Regions from separate parts of the Mus musculus genome. Here all the other regions are linked to region 3. Evidence: chromatin loops called from intact Hi-C (ENCODE). Cell type or tissue: heart. All regions are shown on one strand.

Region 1 (5,000 bases), 64 kb after region 3:
CACGTCCAGGGAGACAGAGATGCAAGAGAAACAACAGTTGAGAATGTCTACAGGGGCCAGTCTGGCCCAGGGAGTGCTGTGGGGCCCTCCCAGAGAGCACCCCAGGGTGGCATGCTCCCGGAGCCCACAGTGGGACTGCTGGCTCCTACACAGGCCCCACGGGAAGACGGAGAGCTGCAGAGCGCAGCTGGCTGTGCTGGCTGTCTCAGGAGTGGCTCACCTTCCGAGGAGCTATCCTCTGTGAAGTAATGGGCGGCCTCCAGGGCTGACTCGGCTTCCTCTGGGATCAGAGCTGTGTTCCAAGAGAAGCAACAGTGAGGACAGGGGAGACTTCCAGTTCTAGTCAAAGAGGAAAAGGCCACCCGCGCCCAGTCATGTACCACCAGGCTGAACCCCATTTACTCGAACTCCGGACAGTTTTAGTAGAGTTGGTGACATACTTGTTGGTGAGGCAGGACCTCACGCTGTAGTACAGGCAGCCTCTAACGCTGCACCCTCCTGCCTCAGCCTTCCGAGTGTGTCTGACTTGCTACCTTGATTTTGACAGTGGGGGGTGTGTGCTGGGGACTGAACCCCAGGTTATCCTGTATGTTAAGCACTTGCTCTATGGCTGAGCTAAGTCCCTGATAACTGTTTTGGGAAATGCAGTACATGTGCTGAGTAAGAAAATAATCCATCTGCCCAGGGCCTGGTGAACTTAGCTATCCTCCCACACAGGATGACCTGGCTCAGCGGATTCCTTTGGGACATTTTACATGCCTATGCGCGAGCGTGAGCACACACACACACATACACACACACACACACACACATCACTTGACTCATCTTACTTTATATTGTGGCAACTGTACCACATTAATATACCCCAGCCTGTCCCACACTCTACATGTGCTGGGAGTGGCTGACTGCAACCTGAGGTTTCAGATCCCCAAGGCTGTGTGTCCATGTGACCTCACCATTCCTGATGTATGGAGGGGATGTGGTAGGGCTTAGGGAGCAGGGCAAGGCATAGACGGGTGGTCGGACCCAAGCAGTCCAGTACCTAGATGAAGCATTAGGTGGTGGGCACAAACCCAGTTCTCTGATGCAACCCAGGCTTTGGCTCTCACCAGCTGCAAGGTAGCCTCACTTGAGAGTTGTGCTCCAAGAGCGCCTTCAGCTCTACCCATAGAACCATCATTGGGGAGCTCTGATTAGTGAACTGGGCACTACTGCACACAGTGAGTCACAGGGGTGCAAGGTGAGTGGTGGTTGCAGCCTTATAACCTCACTTTGGGCTGATTCTGACCGCAGATTCTGTATTCGAATTACTCAGGGGGAGGCCCCAGACAAGAGGACCTAGGGTGGTTCCACAGGAGGAAGCATGGCACCCTGGGCCATCACTGTCACCTTTCTGGATCTGGTTCCTACTAAGGGAAAGCTCCTTTTTAGGGGCTATCCTGAGCTCTGGCCACACATGAAGGATGCTGGAGCCATGTGCTGGCCAGCTTCATAGAGCCTCTCAGCTTGGCTCACACCAGCTGCCCACAGGAAACTTCCCACCCTAACAACAGCTCCATTACTGAGAGGAAGGAAGTGGGGCCTCTGAGGACATGTGACAGGACCTGCAGGTGGCCTAGGCAGTGTCCCAGGCTGTCTTGGGACAAACAGGAACCTTTGGTTAACAATTACTTTAAGAACAAGACAGTTTAGGACCTTGTGTCTCACTGGTACCTCCTTCATGGCCTCCTGCCCTGATGTGGATTCTGGATCATGTTGCCCTGCTTGATGGGCTGAGGAGCTCAACTGGAATCTTCCCTCATGCCCTTTCCCCATTCTGGGCTTGTGCTCAGAACAGCAGGGCGGACCTCAACCCCAGACCCTCACCCCCACTGGGCCCAGAGCCTCCCTTCCACTTAACTCTCTCCCTCTTGGCCACAACCGTCCAGTGGCGTGTTGGCAGTTCCGTGGTTCTGGACAGTCTAGGGACAGAGAAGCCCACAGCAGGAAGCCTGAGGTCACTCACCTGGGGGCAGGTGCAGTTTGTAGAGCGCCTTGAGCTTCTCAGTGAGGTCTCCATGGTACATCCCACCTGTGGAGCAAGGCCAGGGAGGGACATGCTTGGCAAGGAGACTCTAGGAACACACTGCAGGCCATATCCCCAGACCCTTCCTGTGGGCTCTAATGGAGACTCCACACTCTGGGAAGGTTTGGGTCTTCCCTAGCCAGGTCTCTAGGAAAGATCAAATGAGCCCTGGGCCTCCTGCTTCCCTAAGACCCTATGGAAAAGCTTAACCTTCTTTGGGGCCAGAGCCCCAAGGAGAGGGACAGTAGAACAGTCTGCTGAGGTCTGGCATAGGCAAGGGCTCAAGGTCGCCCCCTGCTGGCCTCAGGAAGGACAGCTGCACTGACTGGTGCTTGAAAGATGGGTGAGACACTCACTCATCCCTGTCACAAACTCCTTGAAGTTGATCAGTGAGTCCTTGTTTTGATCCAGGAGTCGGAACATGCGGCCTGCCAACACAGGCGTGTGAGAGCCACAGGCCCAAGGCGTCAGGCTGGCAAAGAGCTCCCGAAACTGGCTGGCATCGATCCGGTACTGCTCCAGGTAGGGCAGGCTGGGGTCTCGGTGGACGGCTGCTGAGCGGTTACCACCCCAGTACTGGCTTGCCAGATGCTTGGCCTGCAGGGGACACCGTCTGGTGAGATGGCTTTTGGGGCCCTGACTCTCAGGATTACCAGGGTGCCTTCCCTGATCTGTCCATATTCTTAGGGTAATGAGCTCTGGCCTGGTACCTCAGCTTTCACGGGATCCCTCACTCTAGTGCACAGCAGAGGAACTGAACAGGGCCTCATGGACTTGACTGTTCTGACACAGTGTGGCCGCCTCGGCAACTGACCCTAAGGTAGCTGAAAAGGACTGCAGGAACTGGCAATGTGGACCCACAGTCTCAGTACTCAAGAAACTGAGGCAGGAGGATCACTGGACCTCCAGAACTCAGTGTGAAGCAAGTCTGGGCAATGCAGAGAAAACCCAGCCCCAAAGCAAACAGAACAAAATACCCACCCAACCTACTCACTTGCTCCATCAGTCAACTAACCAACCCCACACCACCAAAACCCAAACCCAAACCAAACCAAACCAAACAGAGGGAGTGTGGACTTTCGCCTTTGCCCCCGCGCCCCTCCATGCCCTTCCCCCTCCTTTTGATGCACCTGAATTTTGTGTGCAGACTCACCCTTGGGCTAGGGGTTACAAGGCTGTAGGTTACCCACCATCACTGGGTTGTTGCAGCCCAAACCACCCCTTAGCTACAGCACCTAGGTTGACTCATCCCAATGCCTGATCTGTGTCTTTTGCTAAAACTACTTAGAAAGAAAATTCAGTTTCCACCGGGGTCCCTGAGAGCCTGACCCAGGAGCTGCTCAGGACAGTCCTACAGGAAAAGCAGCCCAGAGGTTAACTGGGATGGAGGAGTGTCACAGCCAGTTTCAGTACCCTGACTCAGCCATGCCTGAAGCTGTGTAACTTTCCAGTTAAATGAGTAGGTGTGTTCCCTCTTCTGTGTGAGTTGGGTTGAATTTTTGTTGTTGTTGTTGTTTTGTTTTTTCCCCCCTGCTATTTAGGAGTGCTCTATTAGAGTACAGTCAGTAAACTGCTTGTCATGCAAGCATGAGAACCTAACTTTGGTCCCCAGAACCAACATAAAAAAGCTGGGTGTGTGGGACTGGAAACACAGCTCAGGGAATAAAGGTGCTTGCGGCCAAATGGAATGCCATGAGTTTGATCCCCGGAACACACAATAAAAGGAGAGAACCCACACTCACAAGCTGTCCTCTGATTTCTATACATGCACCACCATAAGTACATGTAACCATGAGATCTAAAAAAAAAAAAAAAAAAAAAAAAGGTGCACCAAGCAGTGGTGGTGCTCGCCTTTAATCCCAGCACTTGGGAGGCAGAGACAGGCGGATCCCTATGAGTTAGAGGCCAGAGACTCTGTAGTGACTCTGTAGATTCACTCTGTCTACAGAGTGAGTTCCAGGACAGTCAAAGCTACATAGAGAAACTCTGTCTCGAAACGCAAAACAACAACAATGGTGCTTGTGGTGGTGTGCCTTTAGAATCACACGCTGTGAGGCAGAAGCAGGGGGCTGGGGCTCACGGGCCAGCCAGCCTAGCTTACTTGGTAAGCTCTTGGCAATGAGGGACCCTGTCTTTATAAGCATCGGCTTCAGGAGTAACACCTGAGGTGCTCATGTGCACACTCTGTTCACTAATTGCCAAGAAAGATTAAATTCTGCCACACATGGTTCACAGGAACTGCAACTGGGGACAAGGAGTTTCCTGACTAGGAGCTGCTGTTTGAGGACAGACTTAACAGCCGAGGTGGGGAGCTCCACCCACCCCTGTGTTCACTGTCACCTTAAACACCATGTAAAGATCCTCCAGCTCTTCAATGGAGAAGCCGATGTCCCCTGGTATGGCTCGGACCTAGAAGGAAAGATGAAATGTTGGTAGTGGAGGGCCCAAGTTCCTGCCAGAGTCCAGACAAGTGCTTGTTCTCATGCAAACAGTGTCAAAGGGCAGCAAGGGTGTGGCTGCCCTTTGCTGTCACCAGTGGCCAAGCACACGAGGGTGGGTCTACTCAGGAGAGGGAACCTGTGTGCTCACCCTTCACCACTACCTGCCAGGCAGTTCCCCTCCCTGGAACTCTTCCTGGGGTGGGTGCTTAGATGGGCTCTTTCTCTCCTGACCGACCCACTGAGGGACATGGGCTGATGGATGGCATCTTTGCTCCAGCTGCCTGGAAGGGGTTCTATAATTTGCCAGGCAGGTCTTTTTACTTCAATTAGCAAAATGCCCTGAGTGCCTTGGAACCCTGAAGGGAGGGTTGAGAATGTGGAGGCCGAGGGCAGAGACCAAGAACAGGTTTAAACAGTGCATGGGATGGCAAAAGGTCCATCCCCTGAACAGCCTAAGACAAGGGCTTCAGGCAGGGGCATATGGTACAGGCTAG
Region 2 (5,000 bases), 240 kb after region 3:
TGCAATGATCAATGGTGTCAAATTCCTGAGCGTGTCCATCTCTACCTGTGGCGGTTTGAATAGGTTTGGCCCCCATAGACTCCTGTGTTTGAATGCTGGACTCACAGGGAATGGCACTGCTATATTCCACCCTCATGCTTTGTATATTGTGGGTTAATGCTGCAATGAACATTTATATACAAGTTTTTGCATAAATGCATGTTTTCATTTTGGGGGAGTTTATATTTATAAGTTTGGGTTGTTGGGTCATATGGTAACACTAACTCTTTTCTTAGTTTCTGAAAGCTAATGTTGGGATTCTCACAGTCTCTGCTGAGGCTAGCACTCAAGTGCAGTGAGGGATGCCCTTGCTTCAGGTGCAATCAAAGCAAGCTAAAATATCTCAACTTCCAAATAAACAATATTTAAACAATTTAGGAGCAGGGCTGAAGAGATGGCTCAGAGGACCCAAGTTCCATTCCCAGCATCTACAGGGAACAGCTTACAAAACATGTAACACCATTACCAGATAATCTGATGACCTTTGTTGGTCTCCATGGGCACTGCACTCATGGCGAATTCACACACACACACACACACACACACACACACACACACACACACACACACACGTAATAAGAATTTAAAGAATTAGAGCCTCAAGATGCTTCAGCTGGTAAAGGCTCTACCTCTGAGCCTGCTGACTGGAGCTCCATCCTCTGGACCCCTTTGGTAGAAGGCAAGAACTGACTCCCACAGCTCAGCAGCTTGTCCTCTGACCTCTACACTGGCACTGTGGCATGAGTGTACCACCTTCGTACACACGAAATACAATTTAATATGTAAAAACAAAATTTAACAAGTTAATTGGGATACACTTGTACATTTTTATGGAGTACAGGATGATAATTTGATGTTCCTGTAAAATGTGGAATGTCCCAGTCAGGGTAATTAGCATTTCAACTGCAAGGCCAGAGCACTGGAGCCCGAGACAAAGGAAATGTGTGACCCTGGCTAGAAAATACTGATCCTTGGGCCATCAAGATGGCTCAGGGGGTATGAGTGATTCACACACAAGGTTGGTAGCTAGAATTTGACCCCTGGACCCCATGGCTGAGAGAGGTCAGACTCCAAAAATTTGCTCTCTGGTCTGTAATACTGCTGGCCCTCTCTCATAGCATAATAATTTAAAAAATGGTACTACGTGGATTCACTCTTCATTAACTTTTTCTTTTTAAATTGCAATCTGTCATGGTAGCCCAGACCTGCGATCCCAGCATTCCTAAGGCCCAAACACTCAGATTGTAAGTTCCAGGCCAATTTGAGCTCACAGCAAGATTCTGTTTTGTTTTTTAAAAAATATTTCACTCAGCTGGGCATAGTGGCTCATGCCTGTGACCCCAGCATTCCAGAAACAAGAGGATAATTTCAAGTTCCAGGCCAGCCTGCTCTTTATGGCAGGTTGTAGACCAGTTAGGGCTACATAGGAAGAACGTATCTTTAAATTAAAAAAAAGAAAAATCGTATTAATCTGAGTCGTGGGCACTCTACTAAATTTTGCACCAGGTTTGTGACAGGCCCAGTCACCCAAGTCCCTTCTGGAACATAAGCCTCAGGCAGACATCATAGTCTCCACACATTCAGCGCACCCCCCCCCCACACACACACACTCCTTGCAGAAAGTTCAGGAAAGAAGTTAGTGTGCAAGGAGTACTTCCATCAGCCGTCACTGTTTAGCCTTCATTTTACAGCGGGCCCTCCATCTGTGAAGCCGAATCTAAAAGCAAGCAGGGAGAAAGATCTCCTCATGAGATTGGGCAGTAAGACCAGATCTCAGGAAGGGCAAGGTGGAAAGGAGGGAATAGATTCCAGGACATTGTGGGAGCGGGGGACTGGGGGGTGGGGGGGTGGGGCGTTAGGTTTGGGCCCAGAGTGGAGCTACTGTCTGGTCAAGACACCCTTGGCTGTGTCCCAAGCGTGTGCTGGAGCTGTGTAGGGGGCAATGGGGAGAGGGTGCCTCCTGGTGGCTCTACATAGGACTGCTCACTCTGCAAGCCTCCATAGCAAAAAACTATAGTTTTTTTAAAAATAAAAATAAAAATAAAAAAGAAGGGGCATAGACTTGATGAAGCCACACAGACCTCAGCAATCAGGATATCATTTTAATGCAATACAAAAAGAGAAAAGAAAAGAAAAAAAGGAAAAAGAAAATCAATGTGTAAGCTACCGCTTATGGGTTGGCCTCTTTATTGGAAATTTGGCAAAAAACCAGAGGGCATATGTCTCTGGTGCCTGCGACATTTCACAGAAAAGCACCAATAAGGGATTGGCTGGAGACATAGCTATTTGGGAAAGCAATTTGCAGCATATCTTCAGATCTAAAACCTTGGTCCTAGCATCCACACTGAGGCAATTAACAACAGCCTATAACTCCAGCTCTAGGGGATATGTCGCCCTCTTTTGGCCTCCGTGGGTACTGCACTCGTACACCCACCACATTTCAACTAAAAATAAAATATTAATAATTAAGGCCATGCTGTCTCCTTCTCATGCAGCGGTCGCCTGCTGGCTTCACCATGTTCTTAGGTTTCCTTTTTTCTTTTCCACCTGACACACTGACCACCTTTCTACAAAATAACAGGATTGTCAGAAACTATGACTCTTCAATGGCCCCTGAGGTACTTTTCCTATATCCTCGCAACAAAATATGGAACAGAAGTGACTTACATAAAGAAAGACTTATTCTGACCATCGTCTTATTCCATCCTACTGGGGAAGACATGGTAAAGTTCATGGTGATGACAGCAGAGGCTCAGGCAGAGACCCCGTTCAGTGTTCAAGGTTTGTCTCCAAGGATTCACTTCTAAAGGTTCTATATCCTCACGAACTAGGACCACCAGCTGATGACCAAGTGTTCAAACACATGAGCCCAGGAGGGATGCTTCACACTCAAATCGTGATAGCTCTCAAAGACCCATAAGGTGAGAGCCGAGTCCTCTGCACACACCAGCTACCTGTCTGGCTTCCATCACTGGGATAAATACCTGAACGAAATATCTAAATAGAAGAAGGATTTTGGCTTGCGGTTTGAGAGGATACTGACCACCATGACGGGGAGGGCATGGTAGTGGGGGTGGCCAGAACACAGTAGGAACACAGAGAGGTCCAGAGCAGGGCCAAGCTATGAGCCTCAAAGCCGGTCCCCCAGTGACTCACCTCCACCTGCTAGGTTCTGCCTCCTAAAGATCCCACAACCCCCACAACATCTCACCAATGGGGAACCATGTGAGTCTACAGGGGACATTTCCTACAAGCTACAATATCCTCCCAGAGGCCCAAAGGCTTGGCTGCCAGCCTGTGGTGTTCTTGGAGGTGGCAGAACCTCTAGGGGGTAGGGCCAACTTGGAAGGAACTTATGCCTGTGGGTTCTTGCATATTGCGTGCTTTTGCTGCGACTCTGTCTTTTTACAGGAGCCAAGCAGCCATGTCTGAATCTCTGAGGCAAACCAAAGTAAGGCTTCCCTCCTGATGGCTGGTTTAGTTCAGGCATGTTGTCACAGTGACAGACAGCCGAGGAGTACACCCTTACACTGTCACACATTTGACCAGAGGCCACTCCCCAACTCCAGCATCTTCCAGCCTATCTCTCTGGCCATATGGCCTCTAATATGATTATATCACAGCCATTCATATTATTGGAGTCCTCCTGTAGATGGTAAGTCACTTTTATCTTGCTTCATTTGAAACCTTTCTTTTTCTGTTTTGTACTTTTGCTACAGTGTGTATGTGCACACACGCACACACACATGAACATGCATGTGTGTTCCTGTATGTATCTGTATGTGCTCTGTGTGATCTGTTCTCTCTCTCTGTCTCCTGTGTGTGTGTGTGTGTGTGTGTGTGTGTGTGTGTGTGTGTGTCTGTCTGTCTGTCTGTCTGCCTGTGTTGTGTCTTTTGGGTCTATCCTGGGTGGAGTTTGTTGAATCTTTTAGACATGTGCATCGATGTTGTCAGTTTGAGGCTATTATTTCAACTATGATATAATTTTCCTGCTATTTGATATCCCTTTCTGCTATTCCCATTATGTTTATCCCAGTGCAGTGAATGGTGCCACATGTTGTTATGAGATTCTGTTCACTATTCTTGATTTTTTTCCCTGTTTCTCAAATAGTATGCTCGGTACCCTTCTAGCTTTCCAACTCCAGGATTTCTGATTCTTTTTCTTACCTCTGCTCTGCTATAAAGTAACCATCCAATCTCCAGTAACATTTGTTTTAATTTAAAATTTTAGTTTATGTGTATGGGTGTTTTTACCTGTGTACCACCTAAATGCAGTAAGAAGCCAGAAGAGGGCAACTGATTTCCTGAAACTAGAGTTGTTAGCCACCATGGGAGTAGTGGGAATCAAACCAGGGTCCTCTGGAAAATCAGCAAGTCAAGTGCTCTTACCCTCCGACCCATGTCTCCAGCCCACCTCCAACAACATTTAAAGAAATCTCTTTTAGGCCAGGCATGGTGGTGCACGCCTTTAATCCCAGCACTTGTCAGGCAGAGGCAGGTGGATTTCTGAGTTCAAGGCCAGCCTGGTCTACAGAGTGAGTTCCAGGACAGCCAGGACTACACAGAGAAACCCTGTCTCGAAAAACCAAAACCAAAACCAAAACCAAAAAAAAAAAAAAAAAAAAAAAAAACTTTATTGCTACCAGACTTTCCGTTATTTCTCAAGTATGATCTCCAGTGGCAATTTCAACATATATATGACAGCTGGCACCTCCTCTCAGTGGTTTCTGTTGCTTTCTCCACTCCACCTCACCCCACCCATTCATGTCATGGGATTTCTGTTCTGTTTTGTTTTGAACTCATGTCTTTTAACTTTAACTTGGGCACTGGGCATTTAGAGTATGGCCCTGGGCATGTATGTGGTCAGTCTGAAAGGACAATGGCTTGCCCAGTGAGCCCTGTGACTGTCTCCCATCCCTCCATTAGCTGTCTGCCTTTGCTGGTATCGCATCTAGCTGCTA
Region 3 (5,000 bases):
AGCCCCAGGTGAGGACTGCAGCAGTGACCGTGCCAGAATAGACTCCACGGGGTGTGGAACATGTGATGCCCTACAAGCAGGGTAATTAACACACCCTGAGGACTACAAACCACAGTGTTCCACCTGGCTCTCTCTTGGCAGAGAAAACAGATTTTGGAGCCAAGCTGGGGTATAAACTTTGTATATGTACTTAGAGGAAATAGGCTCAGGGCCATAGGAAGACCGCAAGCCCAGCCCAAGGTCTGCTGTAAACCTGCAAGGGGGAAGGGAGTCGAGGTGGAGAGTGGCAGGTGTCCACTCTGTCTCTGGGTCGTGCGGTCCCCAAGGACTCTAGGAGAGCAAGGATCCAGTGAGAGCGTGGCCCTGACACTGAGAAGGACTGTGTGGCTCTGTCTCCCTGAGGTCCAAGCTCTGCAGCTGTTTGGCTGAGGCTATAGTTTGATTCCTGAATGTCTGGCTGCTTCAACAGATAAAAGCCAAGGTTGGATTTGAACCTGAGTCCTAAACCCTAGGTGCACCTGGCCAAGTCTGAGTCTTTCCCACTCTTAACCCAGGCTCTAGGGTGACCCCTGCTTCTGCTGCCTCTTTCCTCTCTGGCTCCCCGCCTACATCCTCCCTTCCGGTTCTTTTGCTCTTCCCCTAAGTACTGGACCCTCCTCTCCTGAGCCCCATATCCGCTACAAAGTGGAAACCAGCTTCAATCTAGTGGCTGACTAGCTGAGTTTGCTACTGACTTGTCTGTGTGGAAGAATGAGAAAGGCCCACAGTCAAGATTCCTGACTTCTAGTCAGCTGGCTTTGCTGGATACCCATGGAAACAGTACAGCCCTGAGGCTACACTCAGTCACTTCTCTCTCTCCATGCATACAGGGCTTGTCCTCAGGAGGAAGAACTCTGTATCTGAGCCCTACTCTTCTCTGATCTTGCTCCCCAGGCCCTCAGAATGCTAGTCTCCTGGCTTGCTCCCTCGGGAGGTATCCTAACATCAGATGGAGACATGTGACTGTCATAGGAAGCACACGGGACCACTACCAAATGAGGATGAGACACAGTCTAATGGCCCTAACCACAATGGAACAACCTGATCCCAGTTCTTCCGACACGGCTCCACTACAGCCCTCATAGCTTTCCATGGCTACTCTCCCAAGGGCTCAAAATGTACCCTTCTGGATGCCACACCCTACCTTCAGAGAACCGTCCCCTGGCCATACCCTCCCTTGATAGCTCATTCCATCCCACACTCTCTCTGTGCCAGGCCCTATCGAATCTCTCCTTAGAGTTCCTGACTTGTGATTCTCTCAAGACCAGCCCAGACCTCCACTACCACTAAAATAGGGAAAGTGCTACAGGAGGTGAGGCTGGGCTGAGCAGGCAGGAGCCTGATGCCAGGAGTTGGACTTGCCACAGGCCTCTTCCTGGACCTCCCCTTCCCCGTTTAGCATAACCTTTGGGAACAGAGAGCCTGCTTGAGGGAGGGAGAGAGCTAGCCCACCTCAGCCTGATATGACAGGAAGAACAGAAGGCAGGCAGGAAGGAAGCAGCTCAGAGTCTCCTGTGTCCAGGCTGGGTGGATCATGGTCTCTGAACTCCTCAGCTCCCACTCAGTTTAAACCATTCAACCTAGCTCAGGGGGCTTCCTAGCAGTGCTAGGACCTGTGTCCTTCTACTCCCAAGACGGCTGGCCAAGCTGGGAGGCCATAGTGTGGACTGGCCAGCAAGCCCAAGCTTCGAAGCTGCACCAGGAAAGGCCAAGGAAACCCCACAAAGTGATCACATATCAGGGTTTCTGGGCTAGCTATTCAAGAGGCCCTACAGAGGAACCCTGGGGCTCGGTGCCATGGAGGAGGCTGTAGGCCCCCAGGGAGCAGCGCCCACGGGAGCAGGGCTGCTGCAGAGCACAACAGTGGATGGGGCAGGGAGATGGATACCTTGGCTCTATCTCCTCACCTGTCTCAACAATACTGTGCCAGCTCTTGTCCAAGAGCCTGCACCAGGTTCTCTGGGTACACTACCTCTGTGACCTTGTGTCTCTGCCCCTCTGTGGGAACTCCATAGGTCCTTAACTTGCCAGTGGAAGCGCCCGCCCCTGGCATGGGATAACCGCAGGCAGAGGCCAGTCCCGAGCGCCACACGGAGGCGGGGATCTGGTAACCACTCGCTCCCCTCGGCCAGGCCTGACCAGGGAATTTCGTGATGCCAAAAGCAAACAAGTGGGGCGAGCATGGGAGAGGCTCAGGTGCTCCCGGTGCGGGCCTGAGCAGGCGGCGGCAGGGTGGGGGCTCACCTTTCTGGCCGCTGAGCGCTGCGTACCAGGAGAGCGAGAGGAAGGCGCACAAGCAGAAGAGCAGCAGCGTCAGGAAGGTGCCATTGCGGAGCCTCATCTCCCCCGATGCGCGGCGGGCGCCGGCGGGGCCGAGGCCGCATGGCCCGGGGGACCGGGGCCGGGGCACGGGGGCCCGGAGGCGGCGGGGGCCCCGGCCCCGGAGCGCGGAGGAGCTGCGGGCCCGGGAGAGGAGGCTACAGGCAGGGCGGGAATGGGGACGGGGGTGGAGGGCGCGTGCGAGCTGCTCCTCCGCGGTGCGCGGTGCTGGCGGCCTCGATCTGAGGCTGGGCCGGGGCCGAGCAGGGTTGGGGCAAGGCGGCAAGAGCCGCGGCCGGGCTGGATCCGGGACCGCCGCCGAGTCGACGGGCGAAGGGCGGGGCGGCCGGGATTTAAAGGGGCCGCATCACTCGCCGCCGCTGGGAGCACCGCGAGGGGGCGGGGTAGGAGGCCAGCTCCCGGGATCCCGGCGGGCCCGCCTTGGGAAGGTGGCACGCGCGTGGAATAGCGCGCCCCAGGAAAGTCGCGGCTACAGTGGTGATGAATGAGGGTCAGCTATTGTGCAGCAGGGACAGACGGCGGAGATGCCTGTTCCCCCAAGTCTCCTTTCAGAAGATCCCATGAGCAAGTCCCTACACCTAGACCTTCAAGCCCTCCTCCCGACAGAGAGGATCTGGCATGGGAGGGGCCCGCTGTAGCCGAGCTGAGGTTATCTCTAGCTAGCAGGCTAGCCAGAAAGTGCCAGCTGCTCTCTCTTGCGCCCACCAGTACTCCCTTCTCAGGGCATTCTCTGATGTGCCTCGGAGAGTGTGCTGCGGACCGGGGGAGGCGCTCCTACTCTATCGAACAAGGACAATGGGCCGCTCTCAGGAGTAACAGAGCCGTTGTTTGTAGGTGGAGAGCACCCTCCGGAGCCCAGCCGACTAGCTTCCCGGTGCCAGGCATGCTGTGGGCGGGAGTCAGGCTCAACCTGTAGTTTAGAGGATCACGGGTCCGCAGGGTGACCGGGGGCGGGGGCGGGGCGCCTCTGGTTCCTATTTGTACAGCGGCGCCTAAGACTTTATTGCTGTCTCTTCTTGCATCTTATTACAGACTTCCCTCCATGCCTCTGCGGAACCAGGAACTGGACACACAATGAAAGGACTCACTGAGCCAAGGCAGCCTCGGGGCATGCATTTTGGAAGCGCCAAATCTACTTCCCTTCTTGAGTCTCATCACCATTCAAAATGGAACCAGAAGCTACTTTGTAAAATGGAGCTACTACCTAAGAGCAGAGTGGTGACGGCTACTAAGCCTGAGTTCCATCCCTCAGAATCCACAGGGTGGAAGGAGTGAAATGACTGCTGCAATTGGTTCTCCGATCTCTGCATGGTGTCTATGGCACGACAGTGCCATCCACGTATGATGTCCTGAAAGACCCTGCTTGGAATGACCGTGAGCGCGTGCGGGGGTGGGGTCGGGGGGAGGGGTGATCACACGCTGGGTGGGTGATGGTCTCAGTAAAGTAGAAGCTGCAGTGGTGATCTCACATACACACACACACATACATGCACACGCTTGCGTGCACAATAAAGTGACCCATACCCAGGAGGCAGGAGGATCCTTATGAGTTTAAGGAAGGCTTGGTCTACATTTAGAATTCTTGGCTAGCCAAGGCTGCATACTAAGATTCTGGGGGCAGAGTTGGGGTGGGGAGCTACAGAAGGCAAGGCACAGTCCAAAAGCCACTGTTTTACAGTTTGGAGTGACTTAGAGCAAAGTACAGCCTGATCTTGTTGGAACCTTCTGAGGGGAAGTATCCTGGTGTGTTGTCCTGTTTTCATAGGAGTCTTCTCTGTGGTGCAAAAAATAGTAGGTCTTCATTTTAGTCATATAAAGTTTTAATTTTGTTTAAAAGACAAAACAACAACAACAGTGGAGCCAGTATAGTGTGTGACATGCCTCCAATGCTAGCAGCCAGACAGCAAAGGCAGGAGCTCTGTGAGCCATACATAGTGAGCCCATGTTGTCATTCCCCAAGCCCCCAAAACAGTTTAAGACCAGCTTGATATACATAGAAAATTTAAAATTCTGAGCCAAGTAGAGCTATACAGTGGAACTGTCCTAAAAACAAATAAGGCTAGAGAGGTGGCTCCGTAGTTAAGGTACTTAACCGCTTGCTCTTCCAGAGGACCCACCCCAGTTAGGTCCCCATCAGCTTTTACAGGTGGCTCACAGCTACCTGGAACTAAGGGAAATAGACACCTCTAAGCTCAGTGTGTAGGCATGCACATACTTAAAAAGAAATCTAGAAATCAAGCAACAAAAAGTATATTAGAGCTGGAGTATAGCTGAGTGGTGAAGCACTCAACATCAACTAAAGTGGATGACTTAAGGAAGATGCTATAATGATTAAACCAGTGGATCTGAAGGACATGGACTGTAGGTGAGCACACGGATTTCCCCTCTCCCATTGCTACCTTGGAGTAGGGGAACAGGAATAAGAGAAGGTCCCTGATGTCTAGGGAGCAGAGCCTCTGTAGAAACAGGAAATTGGGGTTAGGGAGAGCCCATGTCTCAGGAGCAGGACCTCACAGCAGCCTGGCTACCTCCAGCCTCCTCCTTTGAAAATGGCAGCATTGTCTGGCACGTGTCCTGTTTTCCACTGTCTTTGCCTTTGTAGTAATTAATTAATCCGGGCC
Region 4 (5,000 bases), 51 kb after region 3:
TTGGCATTCTGTCACTACAGATGGTTGCATACTGCCCAGTGTGGGCGGATGCTGAGAAACACGCTCTGGTCCTCTGCAAGAGCAGCAAGCATTCCTAAGCACCGACAAAGCTCTCCAGGCAGCCCTGCTCCCTTCTGCACTCCCCCGTGTTTTCAAGATGCTCATCTCGTTTTGAATGATGGATGTACATGTGTGTGTGCACCCATGTGAATTATTTACCCTTCCACAGAAGCACATCTGTAAGCCCCAAGGTTACAGTGTTCCTACTTCCTATTGTCTCCCTGTGCCCGGCATGCAGAAGCTACTGAAGAAACCCTTGCTGAACGAAGGAGTGAAGGACAGACCCTGTGTAGTCACTGCTCCACCCACTGACGATGCAGGAGGAAGGAACCCAGGGTGCAGCAGCTCTCAAAGGTGAACTGTGAGAGAAAAGGATCCTGGCTGTAGGAAGAGAGGTTGGGCTCTTTAGTTTTTTTCTCAGTACTTACCCGAACAAATGACTGCTTCTCTCCACAAGCCTTGCATGTCCATTTGAGACTCTTCTTCACCTACAATGAAATATTGGAAATTATAGCTCAAACAACTTCATATGACAGGTAGATGTGAATCAGAAATAACTTAGCTATACCCCCAGCCCTGAAAGTAGCATTTTAGGTGAGGAAGGACTGTACTATTTAATAGGTAGGTGCTGGGAAGATTGGCCATTTGTATGAAACAACAAACATCCAGTTGGAGTTTTGCCATCCCAGGGTCCAAAAAAGGAATGTCAATGGGTAAAAGTTTATTTGCTGAGCAAGCATGAGGGCCTGAGGTCAGATCTCCGTAGCCACGTGAGCCTGTGTTCACAGGACTGTCGGAGGTGGGAATGGGGTCAATGGGGACTGCTGGCTGCCAGCCTAGCTCCAGGTTCAGTGATAGACCCTGTTCCAGAGAAATAAGGTGGAAAGACAGCAGAACTAATGTTCCTTTCTGGCCTCCATGTGCTTATCTGCATACAAGCATGCATATAACAGACACACAGACAGACAGACAGACACACAGACACACACACTACATGCGCATGCGAGCACAGAGTGGGGCAGGAATTCCAGAGCTGGAGATATGCCTCTGTGGCAGCTAGTACATTGGAGATACAGTTCATCAGTTAAGAGAATTGGCTGCCCTTGTAAAGGACCTAAGTTCTGTTCCTAGCACCAATGTGGCAGCTCACAACTGTCTGTCCCTCTAACTCCAGGAGATCTAAGACCCTCTTCTGGCTTCTGTGGGTACCACATTTTATGGGGTGCAGACATACATGCAAGGCAAACCATACACATAAAAATAATTTTTTTATATAGATACAAAAGCTCCTTGAAGAAATGTCATGAAAGATTATGCTTAACTATACAAAGAGATCTAGGCTGATTCGTAAGTCTCCTGGGACTGACGTGGCATTAGAGATATATACTCTAGATATTCAGGAAGCTGAGGCCAGGGATTAGGAATTAGAGGTCAATCTAAAGTAAATATTGAAATTATGTCTTGGCAACACCCTCAAAACCAAACCAAATTCCACCCCCTAAAACAATAAAACCACTACCACCAAGACTAAGATTTGGGTTGGGGATCAGCTCAGAAGTTAACTAATAAGGTTGAGGCAGGAGGATCTAGAGCCTGGAGCCAACTTGACGTATGAAACAAAGCCTCTCAAACAAACACCGACCACTATCCCCTTTAACCATTTATGGGTTGTGCTGGCTCTAATGAGCATGGAGGTAACTATTACCACGAAGATAAGGCTGCAGGTAGAGGCACCAAGTGACATCCGGGCCCACCAAGGGGAATGTCAAAATGGAGTCCAAACTGCTTATACATTATTCAGTTTTGCTTGTTTTGAAACAGGGTCTCGGATAACCCTGGTTGGCCTCAAACTCGCTAAGCCCTCCTACCTTCATTCATTGCCATGCCTAATCCCATTTTTGGGCTGTGGGAATGTTAGGCGAACACCCAACCCTAGGGCTTTTAAAGCTCACCATTCACTGTAATAAAACTGAGAAGAGACACTGAGTGTAATGATGGGCTAGGTTCTGCGTAGAGGACGCTACTCCTCAACCTGGATTCCTGACCATTTTGCTAGTATCCAATGGAAGCCGCCTCAGAAGAAACAACTACTGTGGATTCTACAACGATCATGCAAAAAACCGACATACACTGGGCTGGGTGGTAGCTCAGTGGAAGAGCGCGCCCACAGCTCTGAGCAGAACCCTCAGCAGCAACAACAGATAAACACAAACAAAATGGCAGAGGCGTGTTGTGAAGTGACAGCAACGAAGCACAGCCTTCAGCCTCGTCACTGTCATTTCCCATGGCCATATGAGACGCGGCCCTCCATATCTCGCCCACCGTCCTGCTAGGAAAGAGGGTGAGGCAGACGCCCACCCCACCTGATGCGCCTGAAAGATGTGGCAGCTGCAGCACCGTAGAACCCGAGACTGCTGAGCCGGCGCCATTCAGGACTCACTCTCCCGCCGTGAGCTCGGGCTCTGCAATCCCGCCCAGGCTCCGCCCAACCTGCGCTGGTTCCGGCCCCTCTAGGCTCAGCTCCACCTCGCATGCCCTGGTGCGTCTCTCCGTTCTTCTCTGACTGAGTCGGCCCCGCCCCTGAGAGCTCTTGAGCCGCTCTAGCCCACTGTCTCGGTGGTCACTGTTCGCCTCTCCGGCCTCCCAACCCCGCCTCCATCCCCTGACAAGCATAAAAAACAAATCAAATCAAAACAAACCAAATCAAGTCAAATCAAATCAAATCAAATCAAAACAACAACAACACAACCCGAGCTGGTGTTCCTACGTGTTTGGTCCATCGCCTTTGGCTCTCTGACTCGGAGCAGGGACGGTGCTTTTCTACAGCCAGGACATCTTTGCATGGCTGACATTATAAACTATCTTGGTTTTGAATTAAAACTGTCGTGTGACTGTGATCTCAGCATTTACAAGACGGAGGCAGGAAAACGTCAAATTAAAGGTCCTTTATCGCCGGGCGGTGGTGGCGCACGTCTTTAATCCCAGCACTTGGGAGGCAGAGGCAGGCGCACTTCTGAGTTCAAGACCAGCCTGGTCTACAAAGTGAGTTCCAGGACAGCCAGGGCTACACAGAGAAACCCTGTCTCAAAAAACAAACAAACAAAAACAAAACAAAAACAAAAAAACAAAACAAAAACAAAACAAACAAAACAAAACAAAAAAGGTCCTCTTTCCCTCCAGAGTCTGAGGCTAGTTTGGGATACAACATTGTAGGAAAATGGATGGGTCTGGAAAGTATATTTTTTATACTTTTTATATTTTTTATTTTTTATATATTTTTTGAGACTGGATCTTACTATGTAGCTGTAGCTCGCTGGCTTTAACTGCTCCTGCAGAGGACCCATATTCAGCTCCTAGCACCTACATGGCAGCTCACGAGTATCTGTAACTCTGTGGGTGCTAGGCATGAACATGGTAAATATACATACATGCCGGCAAACATTCATACTTATAAAATTAGTAAATATTTCAAAAATAAACAAAGTCATTCTAGAGCTCAGTGGTTAAGTCACTAGAGTCCTGTCTCTTCCCCCTGAAACCTGAGATTAAGGCATACCCCCAGGCTGGCTTCTTTTCTTTCTTCTTTTTATTTTTCTTCCCTCTCTGTGTAGCCCTGGCTATTCTAGAATTCCTTCCCTCTGTAGACCAGGCTGGCCTCAAACCCACAGAAACCTGCCTAATTCTGGCCACCTAAGTGCTGAGATTAAAGGCATGCTCCACCACCACCTGGCTTAATTGGTATTTTGAAACCATAAACTTTACAAGATTGGTGTTGAAGGATCATACTGTGAACCCCAAGAGTGTATACTGGAAAAAAACCTGTCTTTAGTTGTGGTGTGGCTTAGCCCTAGTTCACACCTTTAATCCAAGAGTTTTGAAAGATAACTGATCACACTATAAGATTGTATACTGGAAAAATCTGTTCCTAGTTGTGGTGTGGCTTAGCTCTAGCACACACCTTTAATCCAAGAGCTGTTTCTTGTAAACAAGATTGAATAAAGTCAACCATAGGTATGGAGGCTGAACAAGCAACCAGTTGACAGGGAGTGAACACAGGAATAAAACTATAGAAAGTAAGAGGAAGTCAGGAGCATGGATAGAGAGACACACAGGATATAGGAAGGAGGGACATTCAGTTGGAAAGGTTTTTAAGACAGTGTGGAGAAAGAAATTTTATTTTTCCTTCTGGGATGTGGGTTGAAGAAGGTCAGTTGGGTACTTTCTCTTTTCTGAGCTAGTAGGCTTTCACCAGCATGTCTGGCTCCTGAGTCTTCACTTGGTAAAATCAAATGTTTGGGATTTTTTTTACAAAGAACAGACTAGTGGTTGCCTGGCGCTGGGAGAGGGAGCAAGAATGTACTGTAAGTGGATCTAAGGGCTGATAGAGACGATCCAGAAGGGAACAGGAATCTACTGTAAGTGGACCTAAGGGATCTTCCTGGGCTGATAGAGATGATCCAGAATTGTGTTCAGATGGTAACTCAGCAGGTTTACTAGAAATCACCGTTTTGTACTTTAAACAAACAAAGTAATTTTTAAAAAATTTTTTATTTAGTATTTGTGTGGTGGTGTGGGCAGAGACCAGCATGTCCCATTTCATCGCTCTGCGTTATTCCCTTGAGGCAGGGTTTCTCACTGAACCTGAAGCTGGCTATCTGGTTAGGCTGCCCATCTCTGATCACCAGCACTGGGGCACAGGTGGGCATGACCATGCCCAGCTTTTACATTCGTGCTGGGAATCAGCAAAGTTTAAAGTATTGTTGTAAATAATACCTAATGTCTTCTTATTTATTTTAGCTTTTTGAGACAGGATCTCCACATGTAGCTTAGGGTTGGCCTCAAACAACACAATTGTCTTACTTCATCCTCAAGGGCAGGATTATAGACATGCCACCCACCGCACTTGGCTTTATCAGGATCCATTTGTTGGTAGAAGCAAA

The links. Hi-C counts contacts between places; a loop is a spot of excess contacts. Peaks named below come from ENCODE experiments on the same cell type or tissue, not always from the same donor. Only the 100,000 strongest peaks of a DNase experiment are listed, where the experiment ranks them.
Region 1: it touches region 3 in a loop (3-fold over the local background); 19 of 42 quality-filtered maps call a loop at or near these places.
Region 2: it touches region 3 in a loop (2.8-fold over the local background); 14 of 42 quality-filtered maps call a loop at or near these places.
Region 4: a loop joins it to region 3, with 2.3 times the contacts of the local background. A loop is called at or near these places in 19 of 42 quality-filtered maps.

What each region holds. Positions count from the first base shown.
Region 1 is chr11:50,159,117-50,164,116 of GRCm38, reverse strand. It overlaps Tbc1d9b (TBC1 domain family, member 9B), which reads right to left. Exons shown (of 22, transcript NM_001290760.1): 15 at 4,406-4,474; 16 at 2,422-2,662; 17 at 2,006-2,071; 18 at 221-292. Among named protein-coding and RNA genes, the nearest start is that of Mrnip, 13 kb to the left of the region's middle. In heart, a CTCF peak has its summit at 2,365 (motif pointing left); DNase peaks (open chromatin) are centred at 1,566, 2,026 and 2,228.
Region 2 is chr11:49,983,818-49,988,817 of GRCm38, reverse strand. No RefSeq gene overlaps it. Among named protein-coding and RNA genes, the nearest start is that of Rnf130, 39 kb to the left of the region's middle. In heart, CTCF peaks have their summits at 2,247 and 2,447 (motif pointing left); no DNase peak of the experiment used is centred here.
Region 3 is chr11:50,223,023-50,228,022 of GRCm38, reverse strand. It overlaps Mgat4b (mannoside acetylglucosaminyltransferase 4, isoenzyme B), which reads right to left and starts at 2,688. Exons shown (of 15, transcript NM_145926.3): 1 at 2,284-2,688. The coding sequence starts at 2,380. It overlaps Gm36556 (a long non-coding RNA gene), which reads left to right and starts at 2,802. Exons shown (of 2, transcript XR_388620.4): 1 at 2,802-3,209; 2 at 3,412-5,000. In heart, a CTCF peak has its summit at 2,774; DNase peaks (open chromatin) are centred at 632, 1,462, 2,162 and 2,712; H3K4me3 peaks cover 3,318 bases; H3K27ac peaks cover 3,515 bases.
Region 4 is chr11:50,172,375-50,177,374 of GRCm38, reverse strand. Tbc1d9b (TBC1 domain family, member 9B) reads right to left here. Exons shown (of 22, transcript NM_001290760.1): 22 at 4,590-5,000. It overlaps Mrnip (MRN complex interacting protein), which reads right to left and starts at 2,524. Exons shown (of 7, transcript NM_026543.3): 1 at 2,424-2,524; 2 at 489-548. The coding sequence starts at 2,489. In heart, no CTCF peak of the experiment used is centred here; a DNase peak (open chromatin) is centred at 2,614; H3K4me3 peaks cover 1,655 bases; H3K27ac peaks cover 1,295 bases.